Regions from separate parts of the Homo sapiens genome. Here region 2 is linked to region 1. A link is an interaction called in ENCODE POLR2A ChIA-PET data of the cell type or tissue named here. Cell type or tissue: Panc1. All regions are shown on one strand.

Evidence for each region. Peaks named below come from ENCODE experiments on the same cell type or tissue, not always from the same donor. Only the 100,000 strongest peaks of a DNase experiment are listed, where the experiment ranks them.
Region 2: POLR2A ChIA-PET joins it to region 1 with 6 read pairs; 11 of 35 experiments call an interaction of 5 or more read pairs at or near these places.

What each region holds. Positions count from the first base shown.
Region 1 is chr9:96,456,561-96,460,560 of GRCh38, reverse strand. HABP4 (hyaluronan binding protein 4) reads right to left here. Exons shown (of 8, transcript NM_014282.4): 2 at 2,020-2,182. Among named protein-coding and RNA genes, the nearest start is that of HABP4, 8.4 kb to the right of the region's middle. In Panc1, no CTCF peak of the experiment used is centred here; no DNase peak of the experiment used is centred here.
Region 2 is chr9:96,337,577-96,341,576 of GRCh38, reverse strand. All of the region lies in intron 8 of SLC35D2 (solute carrier family 35 member D2), which reads left to right. The region is part of intron 8 of SLC35D2-HSD17B3 (SLC35D2-HSD17B3 readthrough); the gene reads left to right. Among named protein-coding and RNA genes, the nearest start is that of HSD17B3, 37 kb to the right of the region's middle. In Panc1, no CTCF peak of the experiment used is centred here; a DNase peak (open chromatin) is centred at 1,676; H3K27ac peaks cover 926 bases.

The DNA.
Region 1 (4,000 bases):
GAAAAGACATCACTGGGACAATTGGTGAAATCTGAGTAAAGTCTGTAGACTCCGTAATTTAGAGAATTAGGTAACAGTATTGTATTCATTTTAATGACTTTGAAAATTGTATCATGTTTTTAGGAAATGCATTTAAAGTATTTAGGAGTAAGGGGACATTCCTACACCTTATTCTCAAATAACAAAGAAAGGCTGTGTGGTGTGGTGGGGGATGAATGATAAAGCAAATGTGGTAAACAGTTAGTATGTGGGGGGTCTCGAAGGGCAGATGGAAATTCTTCGTATAATTCTTAAAACTTTTCTGTAATTCTGACCTTATTTAAATTAAAAAACCCCTCCATAATTCCATATCCCACCTTACTCTTCCATATATGTATTATTTCACTTAATAGCTATTTTTTCATGTCACATATAAAGATCTATTTTATCCTTTTTAAAGACTACACAGTCTTGCTACTAAAAAAGGGGGGAAACATGGGTTTGTGCAAGTGAACTATAATTTCCTCATTTCCACAGAATCCCTAAAGTGAGGGGAAAATAAATACCCAAATGCTTCCAAAAATAAGCAGCTCTGCTACAAGAAGCTTTGCAGAAACAAGGAGACTGTGCTTACTACACAGCAGATTTGAAGTAATCACCAAAAAAGGTGCAAAATTAAGGCTTTCTGTAAGTTTCTCCCTCCAACATGGTTGCAGATAGACTATCTCAATGTCTTGAATGTGTAACTTCCAGGTGAACAGTTCTGCATGAGTCATCACCTGCTCAGCCCACCCAGGCTAAGTTACTCTCTGCTGGACTTTTGTTTTGTTTTGTTTTTAATAGGCTCTATAGTATAGTTTTACAAAGCCACATTTTTTGGTTAAAACTTGTAGCCAGAATCCTAAATGGAATGGAATTAGCAGTCAAGAAGCAGAAAGAGTTTGGAAAAATGGCTCCCTTGACATATAACTGTTCACTATTCTAGTCTTCCTTAGCTTGTTTAACTTTATTTTCCTTGAAATGTGATTCACTACTTGTTTCTGTTTAACATAAACAGGTTTAATGATTAAACAAAGACTTTAAGCAGCAAGTGCCAAACATAAGACACAACCCCTCCCCGTGTTGAGGTGGAGTGCGGTGGCCACCATGCTGCCACATCACTAAGCAGCGACGCAACACTCCACCAGCCCACGACTTCTGTCCATGTTAGAGTACTTCGGAGAGCAGCCATGCCCTCCAGAAATTGGTATTACACATCATAACAGACTCTTCTTCAAATTTCATCATGGCAGCCTACTGACCTGACCGTGGAGCTAGGAATTTATTTCAATCCATTGAGCAGTCTAAATTGGTAATGTGAAATCAAAAACCATAATTATATCCCTAGTCCAAAATTATATCTCTAATCTAGAACTTCAAAAGAAAACCAGTTCAACACACTCCTGTGTAATTTCTTTTTAAGAGTGCTCTTCAGTTACCAACAAGCAATTCATTTTTAATTGTACAATCATTTCCTGAACCAAGACGTAAAGGCATCTATGAGGAAAAAGGAAGATCCTTCCCATCATCTAAGGTAACATGAATTGCACATAAATTAGTAAAACATTCCTAGGACTGGTACCACAAAAAGCAGTAGCCAGTAGAAAGTTGTATTTTCTGGGCCGGGCATGGTGGCTCACTCCTGTAATCCCAGCACTTTTGGCAGGCCAAGGCAGGTGGATCACCTGAGGTTGGGAGTTCAAGACTAGCCTGACCAACATGGAGAAACCCCGTCTCTACTAAAAATACAAAATTAGCCGGGCGTGGTGGCACATGCCTGTAATCCCAGCTACTTGGGAGGCTGAGGCAGGAGAATTGCTTGAACCCGGGAGCGGAGGTTGCAGTGAGCCGAGATCGCACCATTGCACTCCAGCCTGGGCGACAAGAGCGAAACTGTCTCAAAAAAAAAAAAAAAAGAAAGAAAGAAAAGAAAAAGAAAGTAGCATTTTCTCAAAACCTTTCTGGTTCCCCACCCGCCCTGCTGAGGACTGCAGCACATACTTTTCATCTGGAAACTTCTCAGCTGTGAAGTCTGCCTGCCTCTCTGTCTCATAGGGTCGGTATTCCCTGTAGGATCTCCGCTCAGCTCTTTCGAGCATCCCCTCCGGCCCACGGCTGTCATTCCATCCTTGCTGCTCCCCTCTTCTAGGAGTCCGCTTCTGGCCTACCAACAGAAAATCAAAGCAGAGAGCTGGAACACAACATCTGCAACAGCACACTATTAAACTTTACAGGTACTTGTAAATTTCATTTTTCTAGAAATCAACGTCATAGGAGAATTCAGGAAGTTTAGAAAACTTCAAAGAAAAAAGTTGCTGATACTACAACTGCCCACAGTCTACTTTTTAATAGGATGTTACTATTAAATCATGCTTTCCCTATATCCTAGAAAGTATATGACCAACTAAGCTCACCTATAATTACAGGCATCTCCCAATAACTGTGACAGCCATGGGTACATTTTACTAAATAAGCTACAGTTCACAAAAGCAGTCTTACAAAAACACAGTGTGTAAGCCGTACCTAGAAAATGAAAGAATACCCTATATTTCAGACTGTACTTTTAGAATCCCAACTGCACATTACATAGCAACTATGGCTTATCACTGGCTACTAAGGTTTTTGTTTTTATTTTGTATTTTTTTAATTTATTTACTTAATTACTTATTTTGAGACAGAGTCTTGCTCTGTCACCCAGCCCGAAGTGCAGTGCACTGTTTAATCTTGGCTCACTGCAATCTCCGCCTCCCAGGCTCAAGCAATTCTCATGCCTCAGCCTCCCAAGATGCTGGAATTACAGGCATGTGCCACCATGCCCAGCTAATTTTTGTATTTTTAATAGAGACAGGGTTTCACCATGTTGGCCAGGCTGGTCTCGAACTCCCAGCTTCAAGCAATTCACCCACCTCACCCTCCTGAAGCACTGGGATTACAGGCATGAGCCTCAGCGCCTGGCCAAGGTTTTTGTTTTTAAAGTTTGTAGTGCTTATATTTTTACTTTGAAAACAGATTTTCCTGCTATTCTATGAGATATATAGACTTGCAGTTATAACTTCCTGAATATGAACCAAACACTGCTATTTGGCAACTTGCCCAAGAGTCAGCCAGTACTTGAGGGCATCTCTTTTTGTCCACTCAGTCCAGCACTTGGACACTGTGCTGGGACCACAGACTCTGGTTTTGTTCTTGTGTTTTTTTTTTGAGACTGAGTTTCACTCTTGTTGCCCAGGCTGGAGTGCAATGGCCCGATCTCGGCTCACTGCAACCTCCGCCTCCCGGGTAGAGATTAGCTGGGATCACAGGCCTGCGCCACCACGCCTGGCTAATGTTGTATTTTCAGTAGAGACGACGTTTCTCTAACCTGGTCAGGCTGGTCTCCTCAGCCTCCCAAAGTGCCAGGATTACAGGCGTGAGCCACCGTGCCCGGCCGAGACTCTGGTCTTTTCCTCTGTCCTGTCACCTTGCTTTACTCCCCTTTAGTTTTAATGCTTTAAACATCTTAAGCAAAGTCTATGTTTGAAGCCATCTAATACTTGGTAAATACATTGTGGAGAACTTTGTCACATCTTTAATCTTCAAAAAAAGTCTATCTTTTTTTATATACATTTAAAAGATCTCCTCTCACTATGTGCAATATTTACTATAGTGGCTTCAATTTTTCTTGGTACAAATTACTCTCCACATTAGTTGTATAGCTATGACATTTATTCAAGTTAATGGATATATATATATATATATATATATATATATATATATATATATTTTTTTTTTTTTTTTTTTTTTGAGATGGAGTCTTGCTCTGTTGCCCAGGCTGGAGTACAGCGGCGCCATCTCGGCTCACTGCAAGCACCGCCTCCCGGGTTCACGCCATTCTCCTGCCTCAGCCTCCCCAGTAGCTGGGACTATAGGCGCCCGCCACCACGCCCAGCTAATTTTTTGTATTTTTAGTAGAGACGGGGTTTCACCGTGTTACCCAGGATGG
Region 2 (4,000 bases), 120 kb after region 1:
GAACTATCTCACTGCATTTCCACAGCAGAAGAGAAGGTCCTGTTACTATTTCTATCGTATAGGCAAAGCATCTAGGGCATTGTGCTTAAATACATTCCCAAGGATAGCAGGTGGTCAGTCCAGGCACTCTGGCTCTAGAAACACATCCTCCACTGTCATCTTTATTTACTTCATTTGTATATGAAAAGTGTTTGTTTTCTCCTTCATGTGTGAAAACATATCCTTCCCTTATAGAAAGTACAAGAGACCTAACATATACTTTATTTTTATTTATTTTATTTTATATTTTTGAGACAGCGTCTCACTCTGTCACCCAGGCTGGAGTGCAGTGGCATGATCTTGGCTCACTGAAACTTCTGTCTCCCACATTCAAGCAATTCTCCTGCCTCGGCCTCCTGAGTAGCTGGCATTACAGGAGCGCACCACCACACCCAGCTAATTTTTGTATTTTTAGTAGAGACGGGGTTTCACCATGTTGGCCAGGATGGTCTCAAACTCCTGACCTCAAGTGATCTGCCTTTCTCAGCCTCCCAAAGTGCTGGGATTACAGGGGTGAGCCACTGTGCTCAGCTAACATATACTTTATTAAATCCTAATGCTCTAGGAGAATATCCTCCTCCTATTCTGGCTTGTGGTACTGGAATATCCGAATATTTACCCTGTTTAGCCTCTTCTATTTGATCAGACTTCAAAGATTTCAAACAGAAGTTCCTTTAGAAAGTCTGTAAGTACCTTCGAGCCGCCAGAGTGACTGCTAATCATTGAAATTCCAGATGGACCAAAGTGCTAACTATATAGATTTGTTTTTCAAAACCAATAAGAAAAATTATAATTAGAAGATATAGAGTATAGTTATAACCATAATAAAAGGCCTTCTATAAAATAACAAAGTACAAGTCAAGTCATGGAGTTAAAAATTTGACTAGTTTTTTTTTTTTTTTTTTTTTTTTTTTTTTTGAGATGGAGTCTCCCTCTGTTGCCCAGGCTAGAGTGCAATGGCATGATCTCGACTCACTGCAACCTCCGCCTCCTGGGTTCAAGCGATTCTCCTGCCTCAGCCTCCTGAGTAGCTGGAACTACAGGCGCCCGCCACCATGATGCCCGGCTAATTTTTGTATTTTTAGTAAAGATAGGGTTTCACCATGTTGGCCAGGCTGGTCTCGAACTCCTGACCTCGTGATCTGCCCGCCTCGGCCTTCCAAAATGCTAGAATTACAGACGTGAGCCACTGCGCCCAGCCAAGTTTGACTAGTTTTTAAAAGTATTGTATGACGAGATGCCAAAATATATGAGACACTCACTGTAATCTGCAAGAAAAAAGCCATCAACCCCATATAAAAAACAAAAAGCAAAAAACAACAGTGAGATTTCCACTACTAACATTGCTCTGTATTCACTGAATCAGGGCAAATTTCTTCCCATTGGTCCCTTTTGAATGTGGTGGAATTCATTTTAGATTGTAAACCAAATAGGAGAAAGAAATGAATTAGGTGTGTTAGCCTGTAATATAAAATTGCTTTTTGTTTACCAAGTTTGGTTTGAGTGTTCTGAAAGCTGATTAATGAATTAGAGCAAAATGTTAACTTCTCTTGTTAATGGAAAGAAACTTGATGAGTCATTTTCCCTGGTTAACTGGGACTAGGAGCGATGGAGAAGATCAGAGATTGTGGTAAATGTGTGTGTGTGACTCATTCCTCCGGGAATTCAAGCCCAGACTTTGGACTTACACAGTCAATAGATCTATTAACAGTGCCTCAATTCTATCTCTGATGAACAAAGTCAGAGATGACAGCTTCTCTTGTTAACAAATTAGGCCCTTGGAAAATACTCAGCGGGTGAACTTTCTTTAGTATTTGAATCACTGCAATAGGTTCAAAGTACATCTAGTATATTACAGTTGATGAATAGAGATAAATAATAGGACTTTTTTTCCCTGATTAAAAAACCCTGAGTGCAAAGTGAAAAAGACTCACGTTCCAACAGTAAGTCTAAAGGAAGAAGGGCTTTATTGTTGTTTACCTTTGATTATTTCTTTTTAAAAATAAATAATGCTACATTATTTTTTATGATTTAAAAATAAATCATGCTGCATTATTTTAAAAATGCCACTAATACCGTCTCATCATTATTAAGGAAATAAAACTAAAATCTATAAAAATTTAGGTTGGGGCTGGTCACGATGGCTCACGCCAGTAATCCCGGCTCTTTGGGAGGTTGAGGCGGGCAGATCATGAGGTCAAGAGATCGAGACCATCTTGGCCAACATGGTGAAAACCTGTCTCTACTAAAAATACAGAAATTAGCTGGGTGTGGTGGCGAGTGCCTGTAGTCCCAGCTACTTGGGAGGCTGAGGCAGGAGAATCGCTTGAACCCGAGAGGTGGAGGTTGCAGTGAGCTGAGATCGTGCCACCGCACTCCAGCCTGGGCGACAGGGCGAGACTCCATCTCAAAAAAAAACAAAACAAAATTTAGGTTGGTGAAGAATCTAAATATTTTATGAGAGTCACAAAATAGCCCTCAATGGATTTTGTAGTATCAGGAACACATATAGAGTTTTTATTTATTTCTTATTAATGGATTGATTGATATTTTACTGTTTGCATAAATACTTTTAGCTCTTTGAGAGAATAGATGTTTTTCTACCCTTGGTTTGAAATTTAAAACTTAAGTATTTCTCTTATTCCCAATTTTATTTTAATTTCAGACACTAAGTGTTTCCCATGATTTTTGTGGTTTTGTTTTGTTTTGGTCTTTGACTACCTTAAGCATAAACTTTTTGGCTTTAATTCTTTTGGAAGTTTTCTGCTCCTTTGATTAGCTTGGGGCTTGCTGGAAAGACAGATTTATATTTATTATATTTTTCTTTCATAAGTGAACATTTAACAAAAAGTGTTATGACGCAAGGAAACTGTCAAACATATACAGAAGGAGACGGAGTGACATGACAAACTCCACATATATGCCCATCAGCCAGTTTCAACAATTAGGAACATTTAACGTGTATTTTTTTTTTTTTTTTTTGAGACAGGGTCTCACTCTGTTGCCCAGGCTGGAGTACAGTGGTACCATCACAGCTCACTGCAGCCTCCATCTCCTGGGCTCAGGTGATCCTCCCACCTCAGCCTTCCCAGTAGCTGGGACTACAAGTGTGCACACCACCATGCCCAGCTAATTTTTGTCATGTGTATCCTTTTGAGAAGTGAAGTGGGCAAAGCATTACTCATGAAACAATGACAGTGAAATGTGACAAGATGGTACAGATTGGAGAAGAGAATTCTACCTTAATTGTTTAAAAATTTGAATTATAAACTTAAAAGATTTCATTTTAAATACATTGAGTTTCTAAAACTTGGCTAACAAAGTATTGCTTAATAGAAAGTGAGTAGAACTTATATTCGATCATGTTATTGAGCACATACTTACGGGCAGTCTTCAGACACTTTCAGATCGTTTTTGGATACAGGCAGGGGCCAACCATGAATAAAATACTCCTTATTGTCACCTGTCACCTCAAGAGGGTTAATTTTATTTTCTCAGCTAGGGATTAAATTCCTGGAGAGCAGAAATTGAGTTTTTTTTTTTTTTTTTTTTTTTTGAGGTGGAGTTTTGCTTTTGTTACCCAGGCTGAGTGCAATGGCGTGACCTCGGCTCACTGCAACCTCTGCCTCCCGGGTTCAAGTGATTCTCCTGCCTCAGCCCCTGTAGTAGCTGGGATTACAGGCACCTGCCCCTGCGCCTGGCTAATTTTTGTATTTTTCGTAGAGATAGGGTTTCACCATGTTGGCCAGGCTGGTCTCAAACTCCTGACCTCAGGTGATCTACCCGCCTCGGCCTCCCAAAGTGCTGGGATTACAAGCGTGAGCCACTGCGCCCGGCCAAAAATGAAGTCTTAAACTTCTTTGTCTACCATGTCCTCCACCCCAATTACTTGATTGCTTTATAAGTAGCAAATAATAGTTTATTTGTTCACAATACTTCCTAAGCATGTGCAAGTTCCTGA